3 separate regions of the Homo sapiens genome follow, and all the other regions are linked to region 2. Evidence: chromatin loops called from intact Hi-C (ENCODE). Cell type or tissue: IMR-90. All regions are shown on one strand.

What was found. A loop is a pair of places that touch in the nucleus more often than their neighbours do. Peaks named below come from ENCODE experiments on the same cell type or tissue, not always from the same donor. Only the 100,000 strongest peaks of a DNase experiment are listed, where the experiment ranks them.
Region 1: a loop joins it to region 2, with 13 times the contacts of the local background. A loop is called at or near these places in 108 of 110 quality-filtered maps.
Region 3: a loop joins it to region 2, with 3 times the contacts of the local background. A loop is called at or near these places in 8 of 110 quality-filtered maps.

The regions. Positions count from the first base shown.
Region 1 is chr16:84,621,024-84,623,523 of GRCh38, reverse strand. No RefSeq gene overlaps it. Among named protein-coding and RNA genes, the nearest start is that of COTL1, 4.2 kb to the right of the region's middle. In IMR-90, CTCF peaks have their summits at 565 (motif pointing left) and 1,201 (motif pointing right); DNase peaks (open chromatin) are centred at 563 and 1,223; H3K27ac peaks cover 261 bases.
Region 2 is chr16:84,510,184-84,512,683 of GRCh38, reverse strand. It overlaps LOC124903735 (a long non-coding RNA gene), which reads right to left and starts at 1,941. Exons shown (of 2, transcript XR_007065148.1): 1 at 962-1,941. RefSeq lists enhancers at 829-958, 1,239-1,298, 1,389-1,438, 2,387-2,500. In IMR-90, a CTCF peak has its summit at 1,166 (motif pointing left); a DNase peak (open chromatin) is centred at 1,193.
Region 3 is chr16:84,582,081-84,584,580 of GRCh38, reverse strand. The region is part of intron 3 of COTL1 (coactosin like F-actin binding protein 1); the gene reads left to right. Among named protein-coding and RNA genes, the nearest start is that of COTL1, 35 kb to the left of the region's middle. RefSeq lists an enhancer at 378-883. In IMR-90, no CTCF peak of the experiment used is centred here; a DNase peak (open chromatin) is centred at 1,430.

The DNA.
Region 1 (2,500 bases), 110 kb before region 2:
GGTAGAATTTGCTTGAAGATGAAACTGATACACAAAGGAGGGCAAAGTAGAGACATGCAGAGCTACAGAGCCAGGAGTAAACCATGCCTGAATTCCACCTTCATCTGGACTCTTGTCAGCAGGTCTTTACTTTTTTTTTTTCCATTGTTCAAGCCCATTTGAATTGAGTTTTCTGTTGCTGACAACCAACAGTGTCCACAGTGAAGTAAATGCTTGTCACCCATAATAGACTTTAAGCCCTGAGAGGACTGGGAGATATTAGTCTAGTTCACATTTGCACACAAATAGCTCTTGTGTGCATTTTTATCACCAAAATGTAGGAATAAGAGATTTCTCAGAGACATCCAGATTTTTTGCTTTGCTGAAACAACCAGAAGCTTGGCATTGTGCATAGCAACTATGGCAGAGCTGAGAACCAGTGACTCTCTTTGGATGAGGAAGCTGCTCTGAGCATGAAACTTTCACCTGGAGGAAGACAGAACAGAGAGGATCACCTTTTCCAGAACAAATTTTCTTACATGGTCTGTGCTTGGTTCATTTACATTCCATGCCTGCCCCCTACAGGCAAGTAAGTTTGTGACCCCGCCTTGGACACGAAATAGGCTCAGTGCCAGGAAAGAATGAATGAATGGATGGATTAATTTATAGCAATTCCCAATTCCTTTTTTTTTTTTTTTTTGAGACAGAGTCTTGCTCTGTCGCCCAGGCTGGAGTGCAGTGGCCTGATCATAGCTCACTGAAGCCTTGATCTTTTTTGGTTCAAGCAATTTTCCCACCTCAGCCTCTCGCGAGTTGGGATTACAGGCACCTGCCACCATTCCTGACTAGCTTTTATTTTTATTTTTATTTAGAGACAGGGCTTTGCCATGTTGACCAGCCTGGTCTCCAAATTTTCGGCTGAAGCAACCCTTCTGCTTCGGCCTTCCCAATTGTTGGGATTACTGCGCCTGGCCTACTTCCCCAGTTCTTAACACAGTGCATAGCACATAGTTAAGTGTCAAATACTTTGATTTCTCTTAAAGAAACATGAATTGAATTAGATTGTTTTATATCACATGGATTGCAATTTAAACAAATATTTACACAGAATATTTATTTCTGATATGAGGTTTATTTTTCTCCTTTAGCTGGGCAAATGGACAGCAAGGTGCTCAAAATCAGGGTTCTCTTTCAAACCAATCCCTTACACTTTCGGTCCAGTAGAGGGCGATCGCAACAATGACTAGAAAGAGAACAGCAATGAAAGGAGGACTGAAGTGGGGCTTCCCAGTTCCCTACACATTCATAGGATTCCTCCAGGAACGCTGAACCATGGAGACTGAGGATTGAATTCAGTATGGCAGCCACGTTTCTGGGTGGTAGTTTAGCATTCTGAACAGATAATACATTCACGTGGTCGAGAACTAAACTAAAACAAGAAGGTATGTAGTAACACCCACCACCCTCCTACCCCAATCCCTAACCCTTTTTGCCTGACTTTCTGCTTCACCTCCACCACAGGTACTGTTAGTTTTCTCTTGTGTTCTCTACCAGAAGTTTCAATGCCAATGCCAATATAAACAAATGCAGGCTGGGCGTGGTGGCTCACGCCTGTAATCCCAGCACTTTGAGAGGCCAAGGCGGGCGGATCACCTGAGATGAGGAGTTCGACACCAGCCTGACCAACGTGGTGAAACCCTGTCTCTATTAAAAATACAAAAATTAGCCGGGCGTGGTGACGTGCACTGTAGTCCCAGTTACTCAGGAGGCTGAAGCAGGAGAATCACTTGAACCCGCGAGGCAGAGATTGCAGTGAGCCGAGATCGCGCCACTGCACTCCAGCCTGAGTGACAGAGCGAGACTCCCTCTGAAAAAAACAAAACAAATACAATATTAACACCCACCCCATTTTACCCAAAAGGTAGTGTTGTTCTGAACACACTATTCAGTAGCTAGCTTTGCGTATTCATGATCTATCTTGTAGAATGTTCCATACCAGCATCTAGAGAGGGTCCTCATCCTTTCTTTCTTTTACAGCTTCATAGTCGTGCATGGTTCACCAGCGTTATTACCTATTCATCTAGCCCCTCACTGATGGGGACTCAGGTTAGCCCTCACCTTCTGCCTTAAAAGTAAAGCTCAATGAATAACCCTGGATATATTTTGCACACATACAAGTGTATCTATTATCTATAGCAGTGACTTTCAGCCCCAGTCGAACGTAAGCATCACTCAGGGGGCTTTACAAAAATCCCCATACGGGTGGCACACAACTCTAATCCCAGCACTTTGGAAGGCCAAGGCGGGCAGATCACTTGAGCTCAGGAGTTCCAGACCAGCCTGGGCAACATGGCAAAAACCTGTCTCTACAAAAAAATACAAAAATTAGCCAGGCGTGGTGGCACGTGCCTGTAGTCTCAGCTACTTGAGTGGCTGAGGTGGGAGGATCGCTTGAGCCTGGGAGGTCAAGGCTGCAGTGTGCTGAGATTGCACCACTGTACTCCAGCCTGGGTGACAGAGT
Region 2 (2,500 bases):
TGCCTATAATCCCAGCTACTCAGGAGTTTGAGGTGGGAGAATTGCTTGAACCTGGGAGGCGGAGGTTGCAGTGAGCCGAGAGCACGCCATTGTACTCCAGCCTGGATGACAGTGAGACTCTGTCTCAAAAAAGAAAAAAATTAATTAATTTCCCATGCCAGCTGGGCCCTGAACCTTGAACACTGGAACCACAGGTAACTTTGTTTCCTTAACCTTATGGTCCATCTTAGCTGATACAGGGGCATCTATTTTGGCCTCTCAGATCACATTTCCTATCACCTCTGAAAGGATCCTGACTTAAGTTTTACCTGGGTAATTCAGAGGTGGGAAGAGGCAAGAACCCTAAGTTACTATTGGGTGCCCTAACTTTGAAAACCGCTGGGCCCTTCCCCCTGGTTGTAAGTTTCCACTTTGTTCTCACACCATGTGACCAGCACCCTGTCCCCCAATTCTCACCCCTACCTCCACTGTCCTAACCGAACTCAGTGCTCCAATGGCCAAGCGTTCAGGAAATGGTTTCCAAAAGCCAAAAAATGATCCAAGAGTACAGAATAGAAGGGGAGTGGAAGGGCAGCCTCATAGCAGGAGAGGCGGACAGGTGCCACCTCAGCCAGGTACTCAAGGGCGACATCGACGGCCGTGAGCCACACTGATAGTTCTGGCCCTTGAAACGATGTGACGAGAAGGGCCACTTCACCTCTGGGGTCTGTCTCCCAGACCCATACCCCCGTCCAATCACGAGGAGACCATCAGCTAAATCACAATAGTGGGGGACACTTGACTGAATCCCTGACCAGGACTCCTCAAATTGTCAAGAGCATCAGAAACAAAGAGTCTGAGCAACCGCGAGAGCCAGGAGCAGCCTGGGGACACCTGATGGCTAAATGTCTCGTGGGACCTGGGGTAGAAAAGGACATTAGGCAAACACGAAGGAAGAGTGAATAAAATGCAGGTGACTTACTCATATATGAATTGGCTCCTTCATGGTGACAGATGGACCAGAGTCATGTCAGATGTTAAGGCGCAGTGGAACAGGGTGCGGGTCGCACACGAACTCTCTATCATATTCTCAACAGTCCTTTATGTCTAAAACCATTGTAAGATTTCTTATTTAAAAACCATCACGGTAGCCATGTGTTTTGCGGTGATCGCGAGCGCCACCTGGTGGACACAGGACAGCATTGGCCGTGACCAACCTCCCTGGAAAGGAAGGAACCATTGCAGAGGATGCATGATGCGATGAGCCGCTGTGATTGATTCCGGTCTTGGGAAATGGAAAAGGCAGCTTCCTGCCCCGCAGTGGCTCCCAGTCCGGTGGAGGGAAATGGTGCAAGGCAAATTCAGGACTCCTGGTCACAGCCAGCATCTGTTCCATCTTTACCTGGGGTTAGGGACCAAGCTGACGGATCCCATCTTAACTCGTCCAAGGCAGCCTGGAGGGGTGCCACAATGCAGTCAGCCTTGTTTCCTGCTGCCCCTCAAACCTGCTCAGTGGGAACGCGGGAAGAGGGCTGCCCTCTTGTCCCTTCTTTCTACGCTATGAAAAGCCCAGACCTTTCCCGTGATTTTTTTTTTTTTTTTTTGACTATTCCTAGGGAATTAGTTCCTGGTACCACTTTAGATCAAAAGCAGTCTCTATTCATGAATTTAAAATGTTCGGTCCCAGGTAGTAAAATGTGGATGCTGACTTACCATTAGCTTTCCCCCATGCCCCCAAGAGCCTACTGGGGCAGCAGGGACTGTGGTTTTTCTCTTCCCTGCTACCCTCCTTCCATGTAGCTGCTGTTTTTGATGAGGATTGCCAGATAACAGGATGCCAAGCTAAGTTTGCATTTCAGATAAAGAGTGAACACTTTTTTAGTATAATTACATCTCATGCAATATTGGGGTCTTTTTCTACTAAAAAAAAAGTATTTGAAACTCAAACTTAGCTGGGCTTTTTTTTTTTTTTTTTTGACAGGATCTCACTCTGTTGCCGAGGCTGGAGTACAGTGGTACGATCATAGCTCACTGCAGCCTTGACCTCGTAGGCTCAAGTGATCCTCCTATCTTAGCCTCCCAAGTAGCTGGGGCCACAGGCTATTCATGAATTTAAAATTCATGCACCACCATGCCAGGCTAATTTTTGTCTAAGATACAAGGTCTCAATATGTTCTCCAGACTGGTCTTGAACTTCTGGACTAAAGCAATCCTCCTGCCTTGGTCTCCCAAAGCATTGGGAGCCACTGCACCTGGCCACTATCCTCTATTTTTTTTTTTTTTTTTTTTGAGTTGGAGTCTGGCTCTGTCACTCAGGCTGGAGTGCAGTGGCGTGATTTTGGCCCACTGCAAACTCTGCCTCCCGGGTTCAAGCAATTCTCCTTTTTCAGCCTCCTGAGTAGCTGGGATTACAGGAGTGCATCACCGCCCCTGGCTAATTTTTGTTTTTTAGTAGAGACAGGGTTTCACCATGTTGGCCAGGCTGGTTTCGAACTCCTGACATTGTGATCTGCTCGCCTCG
Region 3 (2,500 bases), 72 kb before region 2:
CCGTCAGCCACACAGGAAGGGTCTGGCCTCACCCACACTTGCCAGCGCTGACCTCAAAAAGCTCATACTTCACCTGTGGCCGGCACACAGGTGCATCAGCATATGGGGAAACTGAGGCCCACAGCAGTGCTAGGACCTGCCCTAAACTCACAGTTAATGAGTGATAGAGCTGGGGCTAGAGCCTGGAAGAATTAGGAGTGAAGTTCAACTCTGATCCTCTTTAATCTGTATTCAGAGCCTGAGAAACTGAGAGGCGTCTGTGGCTGGGGGAAAACAAGACAAAACAAGACAAATGCCAGCAAGGCCACGGGGCAGCAGGGGCTGCCAGGCAAGCTGGGCAGGGCGATTGCGATGCCCAGACTCCAGTCCGGGGAATGCGCTGAACGCACAGCACGCACGGCTGGCTGGCCACAGCTGTTGTCTGCCACACAGAAGTACCCGGCTGGTGCCCAGGACAGAACCTCGCTCCTATCGTTCTCGTGTCTCTGCAGGATTGTGGGGACAATGCAGTGACCGCTGGTAGTGACCTGCGATGTGCCAGGGCCAGGCTCTCTTGATTTAGAGCCATGCTTGGTCAGTGCTGCATCATGCTTGTCTTGCAGGATGGGTTCATTCACCTGATCCTTTTATTGATTCTTTAACATAATATGAACGTTCACGGAGCCAGGAATCCAGAAGGCATGCAGCTCAGCTTTCAGGAACAGAGGACAACAGAGGCTGCTGCCTCCAAGGAGAAGTGGAGGTGGGAAGGATGGACGTGCCAGGGATGGTGTGAACTAGCCAATTGGAGTCTATTCTGATAGCTTCTGAGCCCCAGGACTAACCAGGCTTAGTGGCGCACACCTGTAATCCCAACATTTTGGGAGACCAAGGCAGGAGGATTGCTTGAGCCCAGGAGTTGGAGACCAGCCTGGTCAACATAGTGGGACCTCGTCTCTACTAAAAACAAAAAAAAATTAGCTGGGGCATGGTGTCGCATGCCTGTTGTCCCAGCTACTCAGGAGTCTGAGGTGGGAGGATCGCTTGAGCCCAGGAGTTGGAGGCTGCATGAGCTGTGCTCGTGTCATTGCATTCCAGCCTGGGTGACAGAGGAAAACCCTGTCTCAAAAATAAGTAAATAAATAAATAAAAATAAACCCCAGGGGCAGGATCGGCTTCATTTCTGGGACCAGATTTAGCCACCCCTCCCCTCTGAGGGCCTCTTTTGGGTACCAATGTGGCAATAATATGAATAACAATAGTTTTATTGTGGCCCTACTATGTGCCTGACACTCTGTGAAGGACTTTCCGTGTATTAAATCATTTGTCCTTCACGAGGCCAGGTCTGCCACTTGCCCTGTTTTATAGATGAGGAGCTTGGGATCCGAAGAAGCTGAGTAACTTGCTCAAGGTCCGGGTGCTTGGACATGGCAAAGCTATGCCTGGAATCCAGGCTGTGGGCTCAGAGCCCCGACACGGCCACTTCACCACACTGCACATTTCCCAAGGCTTCTGGCACCAGGGAAGAGGTTCGAAGGCCGCAAGCAGGGCTGGATGCTCCTTTTGTAGACTCGTGTTGCACATGAAATTAGTTTTTAAATTTCCTGATTCTCGATCTTCCTTGATGGTGGAAGCTTTAAACTGGAACGTGAACTTTTTTGCTCTGTGCTTACTTTAAAAAAGTGCTGCTGTGTGAAATGGAGAAAGTTACGGCGTGTAGGGGAGTGAGACTCAAGTTGATATTCTGGCGCCATCAGCTCACAGGTGTAGGACTTTGGGCAGGTATTTATCACTAGAATTTCTGTGTTTTCACTTAGGAAAAAGAGAATGTAAAATTTCACAGAGTGGTTGGAATGATTAAAGAAAAGCAGTAGGTGTGAAAAGGGCTTCTCCATTTTGATGCCTGGTGAACTATTCATCCTTCAAAACCCGGATTTCTTACCCCATTCTCCTACCAGCCTCAATCAGAATTAATTGTGCCTATATCTGTATCTACTATGGTCTAGATAGTATTATAATTAAGGAATTATAATTAAGTAACTAACAAGGAAATAATCTCCTAAAAGGCAGAAGCCATGGCTGCTTTGTGATTGTACTCCTAGTGCTGGAAGATTACTGTGTGCTAGCACATAACAAGGGCTAAGAAATGAAGAAATGAGGCCGGGCGCCATGGCTTATGCCTGTAATCCTAGTACTTTTTGAGGCTGGAGCAGGTGGATTGCTTGAGCTCAGGAGCCTGAAACCAGCCTGGGCAACATTGTGAGACTGCATCTCTGTTTTAACATAATTTTTAAAAATTAAGAAATGGGCTGGGCGCAGTGGCTCATGCCTGTAATCCCAGCACTTTGGGAGGCCGAGGTGGGTGGATCACTTGAGGTCAGGAGTTCGCGACCAACCTGGCCAACATAGTAAAACCCCGTCTCTACTAAAAATACAAAAATTAGCTGGATATGGTGGCATGTGCCTGTAATCCCAGCTACCAGCTACTCAGGAGGCTGAGGCACGAGAATTGCTTGAACCC